Regions from separate parts of the Mus musculus genome. Here all the other regions are linked to region 3. The links are chromatin loops, found by intact Hi-C in ENCODE. Cell type or tissue: heart. All regions are shown on one strand. Each heading gives the region's core, and the rest is flanking DNA. Links, peaks and the distances in the headings are about the cores only.

Evidence for each region. A loop is a pair of places that touch in the nucleus more often than their neighbours do. Peaks named below come from ENCODE experiments on the same cell type or tissue, not always from the same donor. Only the 100,000 strongest peaks of a DNase experiment are listed, where the experiment ranks them.
Region 1: a loop joins it to region 3, with 7 times the contacts of the local background. A loop is called at or near these places in 40 of 42 quality-filtered maps.
Region 2: it touches region 3 in a loop (2.1-fold over the local background); 2 of 42 quality-filtered maps call a loop at or near these places.

The regions. Positions count from the first base shown.
Region 1 is chr5:53,589,556-53,597,037 of GRCm38, forward strand. Rbpj (recombination signal binding protein for immunoglobulin kappa J region) reads left to right here and starts at 931. Exons shown (of 11, transcript NM_001080927.2): 1 at 931-1,169. The coding sequence starts at 1,150. In heart, for the core only: CTCF peaks have their summits at 2,386, 3,899 and 4,996 (motif pointing left); DNase peaks (open chromatin) are centred at 1,656, 2,116 and 4,826; H3K4me3 peaks cover 1,463 bases; H3K27ac peaks cover 1,084 bases.
Region 2 is chr5:53,426,421-53,433,902 of GRCm38, forward strand. No RefSeq gene overlaps it. Among named protein-coding and RNA genes, the nearest start is that of Gm40304, 120 kb to the right of the region's middle. In heart, for the core only: a CTCF peak has its summit at 3,387 (motif pointing left); a DNase peak (open chromatin) is centred at 3,461.
Region 3 is chr5:53,351,628-53,359,109 of GRCm38, forward strand. No RefSeq gene overlaps it. Among named protein-coding and RNA genes, the nearest start is that of Gm40303, 88 kb to the left of the region's middle. In heart, for the core only: no CTCF peak of the experiment used is centred there; a DNase peak (open chromatin) is centred at 3,614.

The sequences.
Region 1 (7,482 bases), core at 1,289-6,288, 240 kb after region 3:
AGGGCCGGGAAGGGGGGGGGGGGGGAGCAGGGAGGATCAGCAGGTAGGGGACCGGAGGGACAGGTCTCGGGCCACCACCTGCCGAGAGGTGTCCCAGGCAAGACAAGCATCGGGCGACAGCATCGGGCCACCGCCGGAGGAGCTGTTTCTAGGCAGTTACCTACACGTCTGCACCCACACCTACATCCTGCAAGCTGGCTGCTGCCATGAGTTCCCCAGGCAGTCGGAGCTGGGCGGGTAGCTCGCTCCCAAGTGCCCGGGCTTGTAGTGGTGGCTCTGGGGACAACCATTCGGGGCTCTGACGTGTGGGTGCAAAGTGAACATCGGGGGGTTAGGGGGGACACCTTTGCGCGAGGCTGACCTCGGGATGACCCCAGCTCGCATCGGGGAGAAGCGGCGAAAGGCACAGAGCTTATCCCCTAATGCTTTTCCCCTGCAGAGCTCTTGGGAAGGGTCAGCTCACGCGGCGATCACGCCTGTCTCGCCGCGTGTGCGGGTCGTGCGGGAGCAAATGAATGGAGACAGTCGCTGGCAGGTCACCGGGGACCGGGGCTCTGTCCCGATCTCCGCCGCTCCGGCACCTGATACTGAGATTAGCATAAGGGAGGTGTCCAGTGAACGTCGGAATGAATGAAAAAGGCTGGGAACCCGCGGCGAGCGGGAAGCCACTTGGAAAACACCCACTCGAGGAGGCGTCTCCTCTAGGCCTGTGAGACGCTCGCATTTTCCCAGGACCCCTCCTCCCGGCCCCGGGGCCCCGCCTCCTGACCCCTCCAGTCCCGGTCCCCGTAGTAATGCCCTCCGGTTTTCCTCAGTCTCCACGTACGTCCCCGAGGGCGCGTCCCAAAACCCGGATAACCGGAGCGCTCCCCATGGACTACTCGGAGGGCTTGTCCGCGGAGGAGCGGCCTGCGCATGCTCCATCGGCGGGGTAGGTTTCTAGGGAAAGGCAGTGAGCAGATCCCTTAGTCCGCGGGCGGCGCGAGGCGGCTGGCTCCCGGCGGCGGCGGCGGCGAAGCGGGGAAAGACGGCGCGGGGGCCGGGTGGCAGCGATCGGCGAGGCCGAGGGAAGGGGCGGGGGAGAGGAGCAGGGAAAGGCGGCGGGGGGAATCTCGCGAGGGTTGGAGTTTTGGCGAGAGTTTGTGGAAGATGGCGCCTGTTGTGACAGGGTAAGTCTGAGGGGGCAGCGAGTGCTGGGAACCGGGAAAGTTGCGGGCGTCTGACCGCCGGCGGCAGGCGGCGGGCCGGGGCCGCGCGGCGCGCCGGGGCCTCGGGAGGCGGCGCGGGGCGGCGACGCGATGGCGCGGGCCGGTGCGGGGCTCGCCCGTGCGCCGCGGTGGAGCGGGCTCCGGGCGCGTGAGGGCGGGCGGTGGCGAGGCCGGCGGCTGCGGGCGGAGTGCGGCCGGCGCGCGGGGCCGTAGGCACCGTGCCCGGCGCGCGCCCCCCTCGGCGGGCCTGGCGGGGATCCCGGCGCAGCTTTGTTCCCCGTGCGTGGCCCGCGTCGCCTGTCCTCCCAGCCGCTGCCCTGGGCGCCGGAGCGCTTTGTCTGTGTGCGCTGCCCCCCGCGATTCTGCCCCCAGCCCTTTGTTTCGCCGCCTTAGGCTCTCTGTGGGAGCCGCTGCGCGCCCCGCATCCCGTCTGCACCTCCACTCCGCCCGCTGTCCCTCCTCCCGTGCCCCTTTGTTGTATCCCTCTCTTCAGTAGCTGGGTGACCTGCCATAGCCCTGGCACCAGATTACTGCCGTTCTCTTTCTTCCATTGTCTTTCTCGTGTGTATCCCCTCTCACCTTTTTCTCTTTGGTCCTCACCCCCCCCCCCCAAGGCTTTGTCTCCCCTATGTAGTGTCTCATTCTCTTAGCATCCCCTTCCCCTCGCGTCACTGCCTGATTTATCCGCTGCCCACTGTGTCTGTCTGTTGAACTGTCTCAACCCCGGGGACTCCATCTGGTGCTTCTAAGTGCGCACAGACTCTAGGGTTTGCTTTTGTTGTTTGAGTCTGGGAGATGCTTGAGATACTTAAGTTTGCTCCTTCCGCGCCCCTCCTTTCTTCCTTCGCACCCATTTCTCTCGGGATCACACCCCTACCCACCCCTATGCGCCCCTCTCTTGGGATTAAAACGACCCCACTTTTCTTTGCCATCTTTCTGGGCCCGTGATTGTTTTGCTTGGTAAGAGTAGCGCTGGAAAAGGATCTCGATTTCTTGATGGTTATTGCCGTCCCCATCATTGGCTTCTGACGGCCCCAGGCCAAGGGCATCCGCAGTAGCCTTGCACCTGGGTTACCTGAGGGCTAATGGAAGGGTATATTTTAAGACTGTTAGAAGTAGGCTCAAAGGTACTTCCCACCCCCCCACCCCACCCCCTGTTGGTGATGGAGAATAGTTTCAGATATTCGCAGTGGATGTGCGTTTGATGTGAATAGGAGGTGAGTGAATTTTGATGTTGTAAACTTGTGAATGTTGGGCTGATGAAGTTTATCTTTTTTTTTTTCCCCTGGAATTTGTATCTACAGTTTTAATGACTTTTCGGAGACATCTGGCTTGGGAATTTGATCAATGGCTTGCTTCTTCATAATTTAAATGAGTTTACCATTTATGGTTGTTTGAATTTGCAGTTTGAGTGTGTAGTTTGTGATTTTTACTTCTGTGGATGTGTGGCAACTCCTATTCCGACGTTGGGAATCAGGTGCCAAAGAGCAGAGTGTAGTTTTGGTTTGATGAATACTGCTTTGAGGATCTTTGTGGGATACATTAATTACGGGCAGTCTAAAGACTGGTAGCTTTCAGTTTGGTTATCTTAAAAGGTACTTCCTTATGTTACTTGAGCATTAAGTTGTTTTCAGCTCTTATTGTTATGGTAATGTTAAAAGCTTGGGTGAAGTCTGGGGGTGTGGTGTAGGATATTGTATACTAATGGCCTGAATTACTGCATCAGGGTTGAAATAATTTAGGGTTGTAAATACTGAATGTATTGTTCAGAAATATTCTTCCACTAGTTGATCACTACTTTTAGAAGATACATTACCCTTAAAGTCATATGCAGCTTCTTCTCTATATAAAGTTGTACACAAAGAGTTGTTGAGGACATAGAAGATGAGGTCTAAGGAATGTTGGCACTTTGGAAAGCTTTTTAAAAACGTGGTTATTAGAATTTATAGGCGGAATACTTGCAGTATAAGGCACACTTTATGAACATACATGAAATTGTGAGAATTTGCATTTGTTTCATACTTAGTGCATAACTCGAGGCTAAAATTGGGCACACTGGTTCTGATCGTGAGCACAGTGCAAATTCTGTATAGTAATGCAATGTAGTTTGTTCTGATTTATGCATTTGAGAACGATCACAAAGACATCATAAAGTTAGCTTCACAACTTGAGGGGGTTGTTTCTAAGCATGTGAGACTTTTATACTTTCAGCCCAAAGGCTAGGAGTGAAATAAAAATGGTGCCTTAACTTAGACAGTGGGCATTTGGAAATATAATGAACGGTGGCTGGGTACCTTTCTGAGTATTATTTCATCTTTAAACTTATTACCCCGACATGTTTGTGGGGAATCGTTCTATTACATACGTCTAGGCACTCAGTTTTAAACAGTTAAGTTTAGGTAAAAGTTACTTCTTGATGTATACTCACAGACTTGTATGATCTCTTAAGTGGGTAAAATATACAAGTAAAAAGCTGCTATGGCCAGCTGTGATTCCTTAGATAATCGTTGGTATTATGGATGGGTCCAGCGTTAGAAGGAAATGGTTATGTTCTAAAGGTCTTACCTGTTTTAATTCTGAGGTTTACTTAGTTTTTGAAATAAGACTTGGCTTGAAAGCAAGCACTATTTTGCATTTTGCTTCCTCCTAATACTAGATTCATGTTATTTCAGCTAGGGGCAGTATTTTCTCATGGATTGACTAAAAATTGTTATTTTTGGCATTTGGCTTTGTGATTATTTCCAAGATATGTTGTTTCCTCTGCCAGCTTCCTAACTGTGCAGAATGGGAATGGAATAACTTGCCACATCTGTAGAGGTGCACCCTGCCCTAGGTAGAGCCCCCTTGGATGAACAGTGTGCTTAAGGTCTAGGAACTGTTACTGGAATGAGCTGATGTAGGTCATTTTATAGGAAGTCAAGTAGGAGGTTATGAACTAAGTTCTTGGCAAGTTAAAGGAGTGACAGTGAAATGAAAGAAAAAAAAAACAACTATGTGTTATTGAAGTTTGTATAAAAGATATAAATTTAGAGGGAGAGTGTCAAGCAGAAACAAAGAGATGGAAGGTATATCAGACTAAAACATTGTAAAATTATGGAATGCCCTTTATTGATTTCTGTATGTAGTAATACTTAATTTTTTATATTTTAATTTTAAAATTTTATTGTAGCAATACTTTTAAAAGGATAGTACAAAGTAATTTTTTGCACTCTTAGCCTGAAAAGTTTTATATCTGTCTTATATTTTTGGTATTTTGAAGAATATTTTCTGATCACTAGACATGATTTTAGACTTGGCTCTTGGTTTTAGGGGAAGTTTTTTTGCACTTGACATGCTGTAGATACTTCCTGATGAAACCCATTGTTCCTTTATTTTGGTAGTTGATAGTCTGGTGTCATCTAGTTCCCCAGTCAAAGTTTTGGGCTTCCTCTCTCACTAGCTCTTTCCTTCTGAACCTTTGAGACAGGTTGCACCATGCAGCCCGGGCCACCCTGGTACTTAAGATCACCTGCCTACGCCTCTCAGTGCTGGGATTACATGTGTGCTCATAGTTGAGCCTTTACTGTTTTTCTAATTACTAAGAACTGGTAGTTTTACCTTCTAAGGAACCCTTTTAATCTGTAATGACACAGTGCATGCTGACGTCGCTTCTCACCTAGTTTACCACAGGACCCTTTTCCCTTCTAGATTCACCTCTAGATTCCGTAGCTTCTCCATGGCAACTGCAGTGTTTCTGAGCAGTGAATCAATCACTCTAGTTCAAAAAGCTTTCAATGGCTCCCCCTACAGTCTTCACTAGGAGAGGCAGCAGGCTAGAGGGCTTTAAAGTTCTATTTGCTCTGTGCTGGGTTCCAATTCTATTTTTCTTTCCACTTAAATCTTTGTAATATTATCAGGCTGGCCTATCCTTTTCTCTCCCAACAGTTGGAAGATAATTATTCCCACGTTAAAGGGTTGTGACAGTTAAATGAAATCATGGGCAAGTGTTTAGTAGATTCAACACACATGCTTAATGCTTTAGAAAAATATTTTTTGCTATCGTAGCAGGTTCTTCATAGCTATTTCATGGTTCCTTCTTCAACTAAATTGTCCTTCTTTCATCTTAATACTCATATTTAAGAACTTTGAGTTCCAACCAAAATAGGCCCAGCAGTTTAATGCCTCCCTGAGTTTGGGAAAAAAATACAGGTTATTCTTTGAGGCCGAGATCAAGGAATAGTTTAACCAGATATGTCAGGCTAAGTTCCATGCTGTTGGTATGTGTCATTCGCTTTTATTTTAAGTTTTGTATTTTATTTATTTTGGTGCTTTTTAAAATTTTACTTTTGTTCTATGTGTATCAGGGTTTTGCTTGCATATATGTCTGTGTGGATGTCAGATCTACATGGGAGTACACACAGTTGTGAGCTGCCATGTGTGTGCTAGGATTTGAACCTGGATCCTCTAGGAAGAGCAGTCAGCATCCCAATGAGCCATCTTTTCAGCCCCCGGTATAATTCTCTAGGAAGTATGCAATTAAATTGTAGTGTAATTAGTATACTCAAACCATTTCCTTTTAATCATTTATATATTATATTCACAGGTGTGCCCAGCACTTGATAAGGAGTCAGAAAAAAATTTTAAACAGGTTTACATTTCTTTAAAACATGAATTAACTTGGCTATATAGTCTGAATTTAGTGTATAAAATTACTCTTGTAATAAGATACTCTTGGGACTGGAGAGATGGCTCAGTGGTTAAGAGAACTGACTGCTCTTCCAGAGGTCCTGAGTTCAATTCCCAGCAACCACATGGTGGCTCATAGCTATCTATCTGTAATGGGATCAGATGTCCTCTTCTGGTGTGTCTGAAGACAGCTACAGTGTACTCACAATAAATAAATAAATAAACAAATAAATTTTTTTGAAGGAAAAAAATGCTCATGTATCTCTAGTTTATGATTCTGTCAGGAAACTGCTGCTGGTGTCCCCAAAGGAGTTGATGTCGTCAGCCTCAGGCTGTCACATAGTATTAGAAAACATAGTGAGGTTCATAAAGATGTGTGTTAAGACGATAGGAAATACTGCTATGCATCGTTTATCCAGTAATGACAAGTGCACATTTCACATTGTGGTTCAGTGTGCTTGGTTATCAAGTAGCTCTTGAGAGGTTATTTACTTATTTACTCAAAGACTCAAAGACAAGACTTTCGGCCTGAGAGATAGCTTAGATTTTAGTGGGGAGGTTGAGACAGTAGATCCTTGGAGCTCTATTCGCCAATCATCCTAGTCACCTTGGTGAGAGGTTTCAGGCCAGAGGGAGAGGGAGAGGGAGAGGGAGAGGGAGAGGGAGAGGGAGAGGGAGAGGGAGAGGGAGAGGGAGAGACAGGCAGACAGACCCCCACCCTGTCTTTAAAAAAGTCTGAAGAATGACACCGGAAGTTGTCCTTTGACCTCGTCACATAGTTACATGTAGGAAGGCACAACTTTGTCTGTAGCCCAAGATGGCTTAACGTCATGATCTGCTGGCATTATAGATGTGTTACCACCAAGCCCAGCTAGTTCCATTTTTAAGTGTTTCAATTCTTGGATACATAAAAATGTACATGAAACCTTAGGGCACTGTGTACTGCTTTGGTTTTTTTTGTTTGTTTGTTTGTTTTGTTTTTTGTCCATACCACAGACTCAAATTAATGATCTATAGGGAAATTCATCTTTAGGAAAGATTGCTCACTGGTAATTTCCTCATCATTAGTTGTAAAATAGGGAATTATGCTTTCATTGTATTTACCTGCCAGGCACATTGTAACTGTTTTACCGGTGAAATTATAAATTAAAGGTCTAATAAAACAAGATGTGAGTGATTTGTAAATAGTAAAATATAGAGCTATTTTACTTAGTTTCCTTGATATCCATCCCTCCATGCACAAAGCTCACGATATACTTTCTGTTGCATCCTGTGGTTGTGGGTCATGTTTTAAGAATGGAGTAGTGTGTTAGTGCGTTTAGTACTTAGGTCCGCAACCCTTAAGATAGGGCTTTGACATTTTGAGCAGGCATATTTTGTAAATTACCAATCCACCAGGGGTGTTGTCATTGAGTCACCCCCAACTTGGGTTTAATTCTTGCTGCTCATGGATCTGCTTGGACACCCACAATAATAAAGGAATGTTGACTGCCTAGCTGCTACTATCTTTCAGATGCTCTGTTGGCAGTTCTGGGTGCCTCTTAGAGTCTGGCCTTACATCATGATGTTGCTTATGCCTCATTAGGCCTGCTGCTGCTTTGGTGAATGA
Region 2 (7,482 bases), core at 1,289-6,288, 74 kb after region 3:
GGATTTCCACACTGCTAAGCATTATGGGGGTGAACTCAGCTACTCACATTTGTGGTTCCTTTAGCCCTTCTCCTCCCTGAATGCAGAGAGAGGACAACTTTTCCCTTACTAATGGAGCCATTCTTCAGACAGAAAGATACACAGAGAAAGACACAGAGAGGGAGAGAGTTATCTCATGAGTTTCAGCATGGGGCACAGGGTGTGGGAGTAGCCTGAAATGAATTTGACTTTCATAATGGAGAAAACTCGAAAGTACAAATGCTTATCATGTATCAAGCATCAACTAGATGTTCCAAACATCTGACTTTTATGGGTTGTTTGTTATCATAGGTTATATGCCACTTCTCAAATTCATATGCATCATTTATTACCAAAGGTCACATACTGAGGATATGTTGATCTGATGAAAACATATACTCAGTGGTAGATACTGAGTTTTCATTACACCCTTCTAGGTTAGGTTACTACTACTGCCTTGTCATGCATAGGGTGGATCCACCTTGAACTTTGACTCAACCCCTGTCATCTATCTCACAACCCCTGTGGTGTGACTTCAATAGATGTCCTTACATACAAGCAACCTGGGGAAAGAACTCATACTGACAGATGGGAGGACTGGACTCAGGTGACATTTGCTACATCCTGGAGTTGACCCACCCTTAAGGATTCGTGTCTGTATCTTAAGTGGTTAGGGGCATGGCAAATAGCAGCAGCAAAGACCTGCAAACCATCAAGGGTCATCCTACAATTCTGTTTGCCCATGTGTCACAAGCAGCAGATTTTATTCCCATCTCCCGTCCATGAAGATGAGAGGGTCCTCTGTCCAGCACCTGTCTGCCCTTTCTTTCTATCTTGCCCCAATTTGAACAGTTATTCCTCTTCCAAACAGATAAGGAAGCTTACCCTAGACAGCTGCCCCCATCCCAGCCTGAAGGGAGACTTACTGGTTACAAAGTGGCCTCACATCCTTTGAGGCCCACAGGGTCAAGGTAAGCATAGAGAATGGCTACCAATCTTCTCCCGGAAGCCTTCTATCCAGAAGCCGCCTCCCCTTTCTGGATCCTATCACTGTGGCCTGTTCTGGGTTTGCTCACAAAGTTACCAAATTAGAGCAAGGACACTGAGCAGAGGCAGCCAAGAGAAGCAGAGGAAAACAGGGGGAAGCCCTGGAGCTCACCCTTCTGGAAGGTGCTTTGGCAGACACTGTTCCTCCCCCCAAGCTATTCTCCCCAGCTGCCATTTATCTGAGCCCTTTTATAGCTGGGCACCTGGCCATCTAGAGTGAAGACATCTCTTTGAAGTTCGGTGGTCCATGTGACTAAGCTCTGGCTGGTGAAATACAAGCAAAAAATATCATGGGGCAACTTCTAGGAGCCTTGGACGAGACAGTTCAAAGCTGTTGTCTGTATCCTTTCTTCTTTCTAGTGCTAGAAGCATAAAGGCAAAGGCTGGATCCCTAGTCACCATCTTAGTCTATAGGGGCCATTTCCTGTTGCTTTAGGAAAGGGCAGAATAGGAGCTGGAGGGAGCCTGGAAGGTAGCAGTGTTACTTTTTTCGAGACAGGGTTTCTCTGTGTAGCCCTGGCTGTCCTGGAACTCACTTTGTAGAGCAGGCTGGCCTTGAACTCAGAAATCCACCTGCCTCTGCCTCCCGAGTGCTGGGATTAAAAGTGTGTGCCACCATGCCCGGCTATCATATTTTATTAGTACCATTATTACAAAAACTCTGTCTCTCACCTTGCATGGGTGGAAGAGAAAGAGGATTCATGTTTGTGACCCATTTGTTACTGTCATCATTCCTGCGACACAAGAGCTGACAGAGCAGCTTAGAGAAGGAAAGGTTTACTCTGGTTCATGCTTTATGGGGACTATGTGGCACTATGTGGCAATGGGAGTACACAGTGGAGGCTTGGTCGTAAGACATGGGCCAGGAAACAGGCAGAGCAGGCTCAAGTCAAAAGTAGCTATATTCTTCAAAGGCCTGCCCCTCGTGAACTACCTCTGCTATCGAAATCCCATATCCCAAAGGATTCATAGCCTTCCAAAACAACACCAAGACCTCAGGAATAAGAGTTCAAATAGAGATTAAGAGTCTGTATAGGACATTTCAGACTCAAGCCCTAAGAGTGACTGTTAGTTTGAGTATGTTTCTTGCATCTTGGTTCAATCCTGTTTTCTTATTTCTTCTCTCTCATTTGCCAGGTAATAAATGTGATCCTTTTGAGCCATATTTGGTACTCACTAGCACCCCAAAATTATCCTAACTAATGCAGAGAGTAAAGCAGACTCTCCTCCATTGAAGTTTCAAAGCCACCTAATAGTTTGATACATCAAAGGTGGTGACCACACTGGACTAGATATGACATGAGCTAAGGTGCCCAATAGAAGACACCATTCCTCAATGGTAGTTAGCAAATGTGTTGATCAAAAACTAAAACAGAAGGGTTGGGGATACAATTCAATAGTAGAACACTTGTCTAGCATGCACAGGGCCCTAGGTATGACCCCAGAGCTAAAAATGATAACAGCAAACCAAAACAAATACCCGAACCTGCCAAACCAACCAAAAAGCAAAGTGCAAACCATATAGTAATTAGTTTGGCAGCTAGGGCGATTGTGTGAGGGTTAATGCAGGCACCTTCAAGCTCCCTAACATATTCAAGGATCCAATTCCACTGACAAGATGGGATAAGAATTAACAGAATATGCTTCATCGCCATGAAATTCAATTGTTTTCAAGAAGCAGTTGGTGAGATGAAAGCTGAATTCCACACCAGTGAGGAAATCATCTCAAAAAGGTTGCACATCAGGCACAAGCTCACAGAACAAATTCCACAATTTGAATCAACACCAAATCCTGATAAAAGGATATTTCAATGTCATGATGTTTTCTTAATGAATGTTCTTGCCTTCGTCAAAACAAATGCATCCTTGCTTTTTGCCAAGAATTTTTCTAGCAGTGCATGAGAAATTAAGGCATATTTTCAGTAACACCCACTTACCCAAGATAACCAAAGATAACCTATTAGGAATGTTAGTACCAGGAAGTTTCCTTCTAAATATAAATTCTCTGTGTCTACAATCCATCCCTTCGCTTTCATGACAAATTTATGTTTTTATTTTTGAAGCTTAATCCACATACCCTCCTTAAACACAAATAATAATAAATGACACTTAAATTAATTCAATATCAGAGTGATTGAACTAATTTTTATTGTTAGATTATTCAGTCTTTCCAGTTTGAACCAGTTGGCCTTGTCTTTGGAGTGCAAGCAAATCAGTAAGCCTGGCAGAGAAGAGGCACACATTTTTCCAAGGATGGGTCAGAAAATGTGTGATTTTTTTTCCCCCTGCAGGCTATTGGCTTACTCACTGCAAAGAGAAAATCTCCAGAGACTCTGAAGTACAACTGAATAACATCCTAAGCTTGGATGTTTATCAAAACTCTGGCAAAAGCAGGCCAGAAATGGACTCTCTTCTAGCGAGGCTGCCAACATTTTCTGTCTTCATAGGATTGGACTATCTCGAGAAGAGTGTCCTGGTGACTGGGACCAGCTGGATCTAACTGACAAAACGCTTGGAAGAGGAGAAAACCAAGCAACCAAGAGGGTAGAGTGTATGCTGTTTGGAGCTGCAGAGAGATGATCATTTCGGCTGCTAAAAACCAAGCACACTTGTTCTTCTTTCTACAAATCCAAAGAGCTTTAGCCTGCCTTCTTACGGTTGTGCTCCGGAAAAGTGACCTGCAAGGATGCCCTCATGCTATTACTAGTGTTGTCTGCAAAGTTACCTATGCAATAGCTTACGACCACGGCATGCTATGTATCTATCTCAGCCATTGCTAAATGACTGTGTGTCAACAAGCTGGGAGGAAACCACAAAGCAACCTCTGATAAATAATAGTCTGATTATGAGTCATCTTCCCCTGAGCCACCGAGGGCTATCCTCAGTTACTTCAAAGAAATGGACAAAAATCTACTGGGAGAAAAGGAGTCAAAAGAGCCACTAGAGAGCGTTAACCTAACTCTGTGGTAAACATATTGATCAAAACCCATCTCTTCCAGCTTCCTTGTGTGTGTGCTTGTGTGGCACAGGTCAAAAAGTGAAATAATATTTTCTAGGCTCCCTTGCAACTAAAGTCATGGCTATCATTTGGATTTTACTCAGTAGATCACTGGTGAAAGATTTTAGGTGGATGAATGCTGCTTGTCTTTTCTGCTAGTTTTGGAAGCAAATCCGACTGTCCTGGAATTATCATGAGCCGAGATTTCAAAGATTTCATTCTTTGATTTTTTGGGAGGCACAGGGCAGGAATCGAGCCTTCTATCTTACAAGTGTGGGTTGTTGTGGCACAAGAGCTGGCAAGTAAGTGGTGGGCTTCCTGAGCGTGACACATTCTTGACCCCATAAGTGTCTGTTATGTCCTATTTCTCTCCTCCTCTCCTCCTCCTCTTCAATTGTGTTCATTTATTTGTGTGTGTGTGTGTGTGACTGCTTTACCTACTTGTATGTCTATGCACCATGTGGATTCCTGCTACCTTTAGAAGCCAGAAAAGGGTCCCCTGGGACTAGAACTACAAATAGTTGTGAGCCACCATGTGCTTGCTGGGAATCAAACCCAGGTCCTTTGGAAATGCAACTAGTTCTCTTCACCATTGAGCCAACTCTTCAGCCCTTATCCTATCTTCTTGTTGTTGTTTGAGACAAGCTCTCTCTCTGTAGACCAGGCTGGCCTTGAACTTACAGAGATCAGGCTGTCCCTGCCTCCTGAGTGCTGTGATCAAAAGTGTAATATTAAAGTGGTATTTCTAGAGACAACAACTCTAGCAGGAACTTACAAATTTGTCAAGCAGCTTCATCATTAGGAAAGGTTTACCTGCATCCCAGCGACTCTGGATTACACTATAACTTTAATAGCTTAATAGTTGTCTCTATTAAACTCAACCTTCCTAATAATCCTATAAGCCATTAGATGTTCCATAATACATATGTGTCTGGTGTGTGTGTGTGTGTGTGTGTGTGTGTGTGTGCGTGTGTGTGTTAGAGAGAGAGAGAGAGAGAGAGGGAGAGAGAGAGAGAGAGAGAGAGAGAGAGAGAGAGAGAGAGAGAGAGAGAGACTGTCTCATTATATAGCTATCATTGGCTTGGGGAATTGCAATGTAGATGAGGCTGTCTTGAACTTCCTGTGTCTGCTCTGAACTGGCTAGGACACATGCTTACTCTGATTCTACACTTACCCATGAACTACACACCTCTCTACAGAAATGCCCATTTCTTCCAGTTTTTGGCAGACGGGCGTGGGGAAGAGTGAATGAGGAGTGAGGGTGGAGTAAGGAAACTGACCTAGGGGAAAGTCTTACCCTGCAGCCTATTTCTGAACCCAGGAGTTGTGAGGGGAGACAGAATGAGAGCCAGGAAATAAAGCCAAGGTTCGAGCCAAGGAAAAGGTCAACTTGATGTTAAATGGAGAAACCTAGATGAAGGCAGGCAGAGGTCTGCAGGAACGGAGTTGGGGTGAAAGGTCCAGCGCTAAGGAAACTGAGAGTGGAGAGGAATGGACTGAGCATCTCTGGACAGCAAGTTGTTCAGGTTGTTGTAGTCAACTGCTTAAGAATAAGGTCAAATAGGACTCAGAAAACTTAAATAGCCATCTATGTATGTGTCCAGTAAATCCAGCATTCCTTCCAATATGTCAGAGTCCCTTGGAAAGGCCAGGTATAGCTCCTGTCCTCTTGGGTCCCAGTCTCATTGTAATATGCATCTCAGCTCCCTCCTCTGTCCCAGCATCCTAAGGTGTTGCCCCTTCCCCACCCTTCTCTTCCCAAGGGGCCCATTCAAGAAGCCTCATAGCTGACTTCACACAGGGGACAGAAACAGCATACTGGCTTCTTACAAAAAGCGTCAGAGTCAACGGCAGTCCTTTTCTTCAAAGTCTCTCGGCCTCCTTGGTCTTTTCTTCCAGGCTCATCTCAATGGCTTCCTTTGTTTTCATTGAGGAGTTTACATTTTTCCTCCTTTCTCTTCACTGAGCATCATCTGCCCAGATGGCTCCTTCATTAAGCAAAATGGTCCGTTAAGTCAGTTTGTCCCCTAAGCAGCTCTCAGCCAATATCTCATCCATCATGGCAGGAGATAGGTTTGGCTTTGCATAGAAGCATGAGCGATGACATCCAGAGCTCAGATGGAGGGTGATTGTGTTTGTCAGCTTTCCATCATCGTAACTAAATACCTAAGCTAATCCTCCTACCCGGAGAAAAGACTTATTTGGCTTGTGGTTTCAGCTCATGGTTGCTTGGATCAGTAACTTTTAGCCTCTGGTGAGACAGAATGTCATGGTTGGAAAAAAGCAGCTGGCTTTATGGTGACCAGGAAAGAGAGGGGGGTGGTGAGAATGGAGTCCTAAGATCCCCTTCACAAGCACACCCTCAGTGGGGGAAATTTCACGCCACTAGGCTTCGTCTCCTGAGCCTTCTGTCACTTCCTAGTAGTATAGGCTGATGGCCAACTCTTTAGCCCTTGACCTTGGGGAAATACTCAAAATCTAAAGGAAAACAGTGATTCTCTTTGGATCCCTCCCATTGAGATGGTTTCTTTCCAGGGGCCACAATAACACTTGGTTAGATACAACCATTTGCTTTCACTGTTGTCATTGAGAAAACAATTGGTCTAGCTTCACACTTTCAGGTTGTCACACACCAGCACTGTACCCCAAGCTCTAGGAGCATTCTCTGTGCAAGCAGTTTATCCCATTTTTTTACCTTCTGTATCCCCATGCCACAAGCACAGAAATTCCTCATACTCCCATAAGGCATGGTCATTTTCTCCATCTTAAATGTTCCCCCAAAGGCTCCTGTGTCGCAGGCTTGGCCCCCATGTGGCAGTAATGTTGTGAGGAGGTAGAGATGTCAGGAGGCAGGTCTGAGTGGAAGAAACTAGGTCACCAGAAATACTCCCTTGAAGAAGCTATGGTGGAGTTGGGCCCACGGCTACTGGGCCACCGTGTAATGATTGGCTTTCCTTTCCTTTTTTTCAAGTGCTTCTTTTTCCATGATGTATGGTCTCACTATGGGCCATATGACAATTGGCTGATAACTTTGAAACCATGAGCCAAATTAAGACATTCCTTCCTTCAAGTGATCTTCTTAGATATCTTATCACAACAATAGGAAGTTGACTACCACAACCCCAGGAATTTCATTCTCCATTGGCCTCCTCACATCTCTTTTCTTTTCCCCTGTAGCCAAGGATGGGCTAAAGTTGGCCAATCAAACATTGTAATTCCATGGCTTATTTTGCAAGGTGGTTTTAGACCTTTGCTGCTAAGTTATCTGATGTGCTAGATTCAGCTTTGAGGGTTTCCGAAAAAAAGCTGTGTGATAGAGTCATACTATTCTTAATATCCTGTCTAAAATAGACTAGTATTATGATCAGAAATTTTCCTAAGAAAACCATACCAGATGTTAGGCTTTTGTTTGTTTGTTT
Region 3 (7,482 bases), core at 1,587-6,586:
TGATGCTCATCTGTTCTCTTTATTCACACTAACTGTATCTATCCCTCTACCACTCAAGATTTCAATGCACTTAACCCGAAAACCCTCTTGAGACAACAGGGAGATACATGAAAGAAGTCATGGGTTGGGAATTCTGGAGACAGGTAAGAAAGCAACCAAGCCCAGACTAGACTATGAAGTACCTTTTCTTTGCTCTTGCTCCTTCCTTTCTGCTGAGAGCAATGTCACTGTGGAATCTACCCCACAGCGGCCATCTTACAGCTGCGAGATGACCTTAGAGATAAGAGGCAAAGTTCGGGATGCTAAAACTGTGCTGTTCGAACACTTTCTCTGGAGAGATGTGGCTAAATGTCCTCTCGTCCCAGATACAGAAATGACAATGGACCAAGGTAATGATTACAGCAAAGTCCAACTTTGTGAGCCAACGAGATTATCGGGGTTGTTTACTGGGTATGGGTGAGGGGATACTTACAGGATCATGACCAACTCAGAGGCCACTGCTCTATCAAAACCTCACTCTAACATGGACGACGACTACCAAAGCTGGAACCCTGAAGCTCTCTGTATGACTAGCTGGCAGATGAGCAGGTGGGAGCGACTAGTCTCCTCCTCAGCCCTTATTGTATCTACAGCCTTGGGGCCTGAGGGGTCTTATGAATCTGGTAAGTTTCAGAGATTTCCAGAGACTTCTAAGTCATTTAACTCCCTTTTTTGTTTTTGGTTTGGTTTTGGTTTTGGTTTTTCCAGACAGGGTTTCTCTGTGTAGCCCTGGCTGTCCTGGAACTCACTCTGTAGACCAGGCTGGCCTTGAACTCAGAAATCCACCTGCCTCTGCTTCCTAAGTGCAGGGATTAAAGGCATGTGCCACCTCCTGAATCTTAGTGGGCCTCCCATTAGAACTTTTGGAGTCCTCAGAGCACCGTCCCCACACACCCCAAGATGGAAAGTTTCCATTCAAAAGAAAATGCCACACAACAGAAGGAAAGACCCAGACCCTAGTCTGTCAAGGCTAACTCTAAACTCTGAGAAGAGAATTTAACTGTTTCACTTTAAGCCACCATTAATTAGGGTTTGTGTGACAGTGCAGCTGCCTCTGGTCCTGACTGAGAGATCACCTGGCCAGAAGGTGAACTAAAGGGCCCATTGGTTTTATCTTTAGAACATCAGAGAGCAGTGCTGATCCTCGAGGAGACTGTCAGTCGAATTTTAAGAATAAGAGCAGGCTGGGGATATAGACTGCTTGGGTAAAGTACCTGCTGACAGGGAGAGTAAGAAGTAAGGAGGGTATGGTGACACAGCAGTTGTAATCCCTGCACAGGAGGAGGTGGAGACAGGATCATCAGACCGCAAGGTCACTCAGCCACTTAGCAAGTTGGAGACCAGCCCAGAATACCTGAGATCTGTCTCTAAAAGAACAAAGCATCCCCATGCCAAGCCAAAACAACCGCCCTCACACAAATCACACAAACAGATACCCCAAACAATCAAAGGAGAAGGTCTTAAAAGGAAACACCAGTGGAGGTCGCTTCTCCGACAACTGAAGAAAAGGAGTAGTCTGTAGGCTGGAAAACTACTTAAAGAGCAAGGGCTAAGCATAGTAAAGAGAGGCCAGATCCTGACAGGGAGCAGTAGAGCAGGGCAGGCCTGGCAGCAGGACCTGGGGCCCCACTTGGCTTTGGTGTCTACACAGGTTGAGCAAACTTGACTTCTTTTTTACTTTTCTGTTTCTCTAGGACTGATTGGTTACTTTGTTCTCTATCTCTGTGTCTCCATCTCCGTCTCCCTCCCCCCCCTCCCCCCCCCCCCCCCCCCGTGTGTGTGTGTGTGTGTGTGTGTGTGTGTGTGTGTGTGTGTGTGTGTGTGTGAGAGAGAGAGAGAGAGTTTAAGTGCCATTATACTTCTACTTACATGGGTTCTAAGGACCAGAGTTTAAGCAATAGTCTGATGTCTGCTAGAGAAGCCCAAAATGGGCTGAGTGGTGGAAATGGCTCACAACAGCGTAGCAAGCTGGACACAGCCAATAGTGGTCCAAAAGCGTGAAGGGATATTTTCAGAAATAAACCATTATAAATTTTTTTGTTTCTTTGTTTTTTGTTTGTTCGTTTTTTTTTTTTTGTTGTTTTTTTGGGGGGGTTTGGTTGGGTTTTTTTTTGTTTGTTTGTTTTGTTTTTTTGTTTTTTGTTTTTTGATTTTTGGCTTTTGGTTTTTCTGTATAGCCCTGGCTGTCCTGGAATTCACTTTGTAGACCAGGCTGGCCTTGAACTCAGAAATCCACCTGCCTCTGCCTCCCGAGTGCTAGAATTAAAGGCATGCGCCACCACGCCCGGCTTCCATTATAAGTTTTAAGTTGCTTGCCGTTCGAGTAGTTCTGGGTAGTACATTTAGAATCTCACAGCATCTGAACCACCTCTCGGGCATGAATTGGCCTGGAGGCAGGGTCTGCCCCTCCTGTTAGCTGACTCCATTTTCAGATTGATAGGCGCATTGTCATAGTGCCAAGGTCCCCGCAACTCTCACTTTCCTTGACCTCATCCTCAGAGAACAAGAGCGGATTGTAGTGGGTTGGGCTGTGCCAAGGAGAAGCCACGCAGGGCTTCTTCTAAGTAGAGAGACGGTAGACATTTTGAGAGAGAGCCCACACTCACAAAATGTTTATTAGGTTATATTATTATAATTGTCTTACTTATTATGAGTTGATTTGTTAATTCTTTCTGGGCATAACAATACTTTATTATTATTAATTTTAGAGTCAGGATTTCCGGTACCTCAGGTGGCCTCAAACTCACTGTGCAGCAGAAGATGACCTTGAACTTCTGACCCTCCCACCTCTAGCTCCTGAGCGATTACAAGCATATGTTGGTACACTGGGTCTTAGGCCATGCTGGAGATGAGCCCAGGGCTAGGTGGAGTTTACCAACTGAGCTAGCCCCAGCTATCTCAGCCTACTTTATAAGCCAAAGCTTATTCATGCTAGGCAAGAGCACTGTCTGGAAGCAGGTGTACCTTAGGGCCCAGATGATCTGCAAGTGTGCACCGCTCCCCCCCCCCCTTCCCCCCATAATGTTCAAGGTTCAAGGAACTTTTTGCTCTCAGGCAAGGGGTGCCACGGCACCAAGTGGCCAGAGCTGATAGGCTCTGGAGCATCAGTCCCTGCCTTCCTGAGGCCACAGAGGCACCCTGTGTGCCAAACTCCACTCTTGATGGGAGCTGCCGGTTGGGGACAAAAAGACAGATTAAATGAAGACCCAAGGAATATGAACCAAAAGAAGGAAGACAAGTTTAATAGATTCCACTCCTCCCCCCCCCCATCTCCGGCACCCCACTAATATTGATCAAGTCAGCAAGTGCAATATCCTGTCTCTGCTCTTTGCTTTTACTCTCAGGAGATAGAGTCTCACTAAGTTGTTAAGACCATCCTCGACCTCCAAATCCTCCTGTCTAGGCTGGGCTTACAGGCCTGCTCCACAGCCACCAGCCTGGCTGACCTGGGTGATTTTAATGGGAATGATCTCAATGAAAAAGTTTACCCCCATGGTGAGTGCAGACAGAGGCTTTGGAACAGGCTGGGCGGCTCGGGAATGAGGAGCAGCTGCCAGCATCTCCCAGGAGGGGGCAGCAACGCCACATGCAAACAGGACCATGACTTCTCTAGGAGGGAGGGTCCCAGAAGAGGAGGGTGGAGCTGGGGAAGTCCTGTCTGTGGCCTCAGCACCTCTCACTCGACCTGCTAGCATCCTTTCTCACCGGCCAGAGTGTATCCCTCCGGAGGACTGCAGGAATTCAGTTTATTACTGTCCCTATGGTCCCCAAAGCTCCAGGGAAGTTGGCTGGGTTGATAGAGGCACAAAGGATCCATGGGAGTCTTTTGCTTGGTTAATCTGGCCTCTTCTGAGCAGTTAAATGCTGAGCAGGTGGTTAAACCTTGGTTGTTTGAGAACCTCCCCCGCCCCCCCCCCCCAACAAAGGGTCCTTCTCCTCTGGAAGCCACCATGCAGTGGGTTATTTGATTTCAGGATGGGCGTGAACTGAGTTCCGAGGAGAAGGAGGAGGAGAAGGAGGAGGAGGAGGAGGAGGAGGAGGAGGAGGAGGAAGAGGAGGAGGAGGAGGAGGAGAAGGAGAAGAAGAAGAAGAAGAAGAAGAAGAAGAAGAAGAAGAAGAAGAAGAAGAAGAAGAAGAAGAAGAAGAAGAAGAAGAAAAGAGCCACACCTATGTTAAAGAGTCCACTGGGCTGATGAACTGATTAAAATGTAACGATTACGAAGAGTTGGAATGCTGTCGATCCAGGCTCCTCTTTGGTTATCTTTGGTCTGCTTAATAGCCTCTTATCATTCCTATCTTTAGTAACATCCTTCCTGTGATCAGGTAAATCCTGCTGGAATACAGGAACCAGAGCTTAACCTTCACCCACCTCCAAACCAAGAATGCTACCAGACAGTGCCTGAGTCCCTAATCCTGTCCTTAGCTATAAAGTTCTCCAAACTGTCTCCACCTTGGGATGCATTATTCTGGGACAAGGGGAACCTGTGTTCCCAGTCCATGGTCACTCGTATTTGAATCATATAAGAATCAATTATCTTCTTCCCTTTGGAGTGGGAGGAACATTTCGTATAGACAGCTGACTCCATTTTCAGATTGATAGGCGCATTGTCATAGTGCCAAGGTCCTCGCAACTCTCACTTTCCTTGACCTCATCCTCAGAGAACAAGAGCGGATTGTAGTGGGTTGGGCTGTGCCAAGGAGAAGCCACGCAGGGCTTCTTCTAAGTAGAGAGACGGTAGACATTTTGAGAGAGAGCCCACACTCACAAAATGTTTATTAGGTTATATTATTATAATTGTCTTACTTTATTATGAGTTGATTTGTTAATTCTTTCTGGGCATAAACAATACTTTATTATTATTATTATTAATTTTAGTGTAAGGTGTGTGTGTGTGTGTGCCTGTGGTGTTTGTATGGTGTGTGTATGTGTGTGTATGTGTATGGTGTTTGTGTGAGGTGTGTGTGAGGTGTGTGTGTGTGTGTGTGTGTGTGTGTGTGTGTGTGTTGGGTAGGGTAATTTGGCTACAGAGGAAGATGGAATAGAGCACTGAGCTCTAGATGAGCATGAAGCAGTCCTGTGAGGGGATCTTGAACATGTGCTTAGTTGAAGGAAGAACGAGGAGTCTGTTGGTCCACCCCGTGAGCATTTCCTTAGGGCCTACTGGGCACGTTTCTTCCTCCCTGTGAGAGGCCAAAGTCCCTTAGAAGGAGACACTCCATCATTCTGAAGTGGAAAGACTGGGTCGGAGAATGTGTAGGCCGCAGAGGGAGAGGATGAGTGGTGAGGACAGGTCTCACTGGTGTGAGATGAGAAAGGCCTTCCTGAGATGGGAGAGCTAGTGGGGGCATGGCTGCTATTTCTGTGTTGCACGGGTTACAAATCTCTTCTTGGCCTGGAAGCCTTCAAGTCGGGGAGATGTCTCATGAGCCAGCCGTCCTCTCTTGGTGACTCAGCCTCCACTGGGCTCTAAAACTCTTCTGTGTATGTGCACTGGCTTTGCCGGCTGAAAAATCTACCTCTTAAATTGGTTCAAAGGTTGCCTTGTCTTACAACAGCAAGCCTGTGGTGGGCCTAGGATCTATTTTCGGGGAGAAGCCACACGCCAGTGGATTACTTCCAGGCTGACCCCTTCGGCTCCAGGTCTGTGCTGACAGCTTCCTGGGTTCCCCTGGAGCCGTTTGTGAAAGACTTCTAGATACCCATCTGCCTTTAGGGAAGAATGACTGGAGAGCCACGGGGTGGGGGTGGGGGCAAGGGAGAGGCCAACCCATCCCCTGTGCACAGGCTCTCAAATTGGTTGCAGGGAGAATTCCAAGGGAGAGCCTTGGACAATGTTCACCCCTGCCTGCATTTCTAAGGAGGATCATGTGGGGGCTGGCAAGTTGACTCATCCCTGATAGCCCATAGCAAGCCTGAAAATCTGAGTTTGATCCTCAGGACCCACAGAAATTGGAGGGAGAGAACTGACTCTTGCAAGCTGTCCTCCGACCTCCATACCCACCTAATCACAACACACGCACACACAATAGAGAAATCTGAAATTCGGGTTAATCAGAGAGCACCCCCCACAACCCCCAGGGGATGGGAGATGGGATTTTTTTCCAATTCTTCCTCCTCTTTTCACCTGTGTTCTTTGCAAACTGCAGGAGGGCAAAGCCATTGGGAGAGGACACAGAGGTCAGGGGCAGGAAGGGACAGTCACCAAGGAAGTCACAAAGTTTGCCATGTCTGTGTACCTGGAAATCTCAAAGAAAAAGAAAAGGGTAGAGCCGGGTTGCAACTGGCTTAGGAATCTGTATTTTTCTCACTTCTGGAATCTGATGAGGACTGGAAGATGAGTACTGGAAGATGAGGACTGGAAGATGAGGACTGGAAGATGAGGACTGGAAGATGAGGACTGGAAGATGAGGACTGGAAGATGAGGACTGGAAGATGAGGACCGGAAGAGAAAAACCTGTCGTGCTTTCGAAACTGGATTCCTCTTCCTCCACTTGTAGCTAAGAGCTAACTCTCAGCTTTCCTTTGTCTCTTGCTGCTCTGGTGGGCCCCAGCTCTTAGTCCTGTTTGCTCATTTCCCAAAATGTCAGCAGCCTTGTTCCTTTAAAATGGCAGGGCTTGAAGACGGGGTGTCTTCCTGCTGCACCACACAAGGCTCTAGCCTACAGCCTCACGTCCCTCTCTGCACCTTCAGGGGAAACCCCATCCATTCCTCTGTCACAGGTGACCTCCTGTCTCACCACCACCAGCCCTGCCTCATGTGTCCCCGCCTCTCCCCCACCCCCACCCCTGCCCCTGCTCTGTCACCTGCCCTTGCCTGGGGTCACAGCAGTAGCAGCTTGTGTTCGGAAGCCTTTCCAAAACCTACCAAGTTGAGTGTGGACATCTCCCTGAAATGATGTCCTGTTCCATTTGGGGTCCCTCAAGTCCTGCCTTGTATTAAGAGATAGATAAATATAATCTTCTCTCTCTGAGGGGAACACTCACTCACCTGTATGTATGTAAAGACTCTGTGGGGCCCTGGGCTAAATTAAACGGAGCACGATTATTGATGGGGAGAGATACAGTTAGAAATTAAAGAAAGCCTAAAGCATTGTCAGTTTGTACAAATGATTGGATTGCTTTGGCTTGAGTGTTCTCATTTGTTAAACAATGAACCATGATATCTGTAGGGCATTTGCATCCCTGGTATTCAGAGACTAACGAGGTTCTTACTGCGGTTTGTGTGTGTGTGATGTGTGTATGTTTGGTGGGTGTGTCTGGTGTTTGTGTGTGGTGTATGTGTCTGTGGTATGGGGTGTGTAGTATGTGTGATATTGTGTGGTGTGTACATGTGGTTGAGTTGTGTGTGTGTGTGTGTAGTGGTGTGTTATGTTTGGTGTGTACCTGTGGTGTATGTATGTGTGTGATGATGAGTATGTGGTGTTGTGTGGTGTGTACATGTG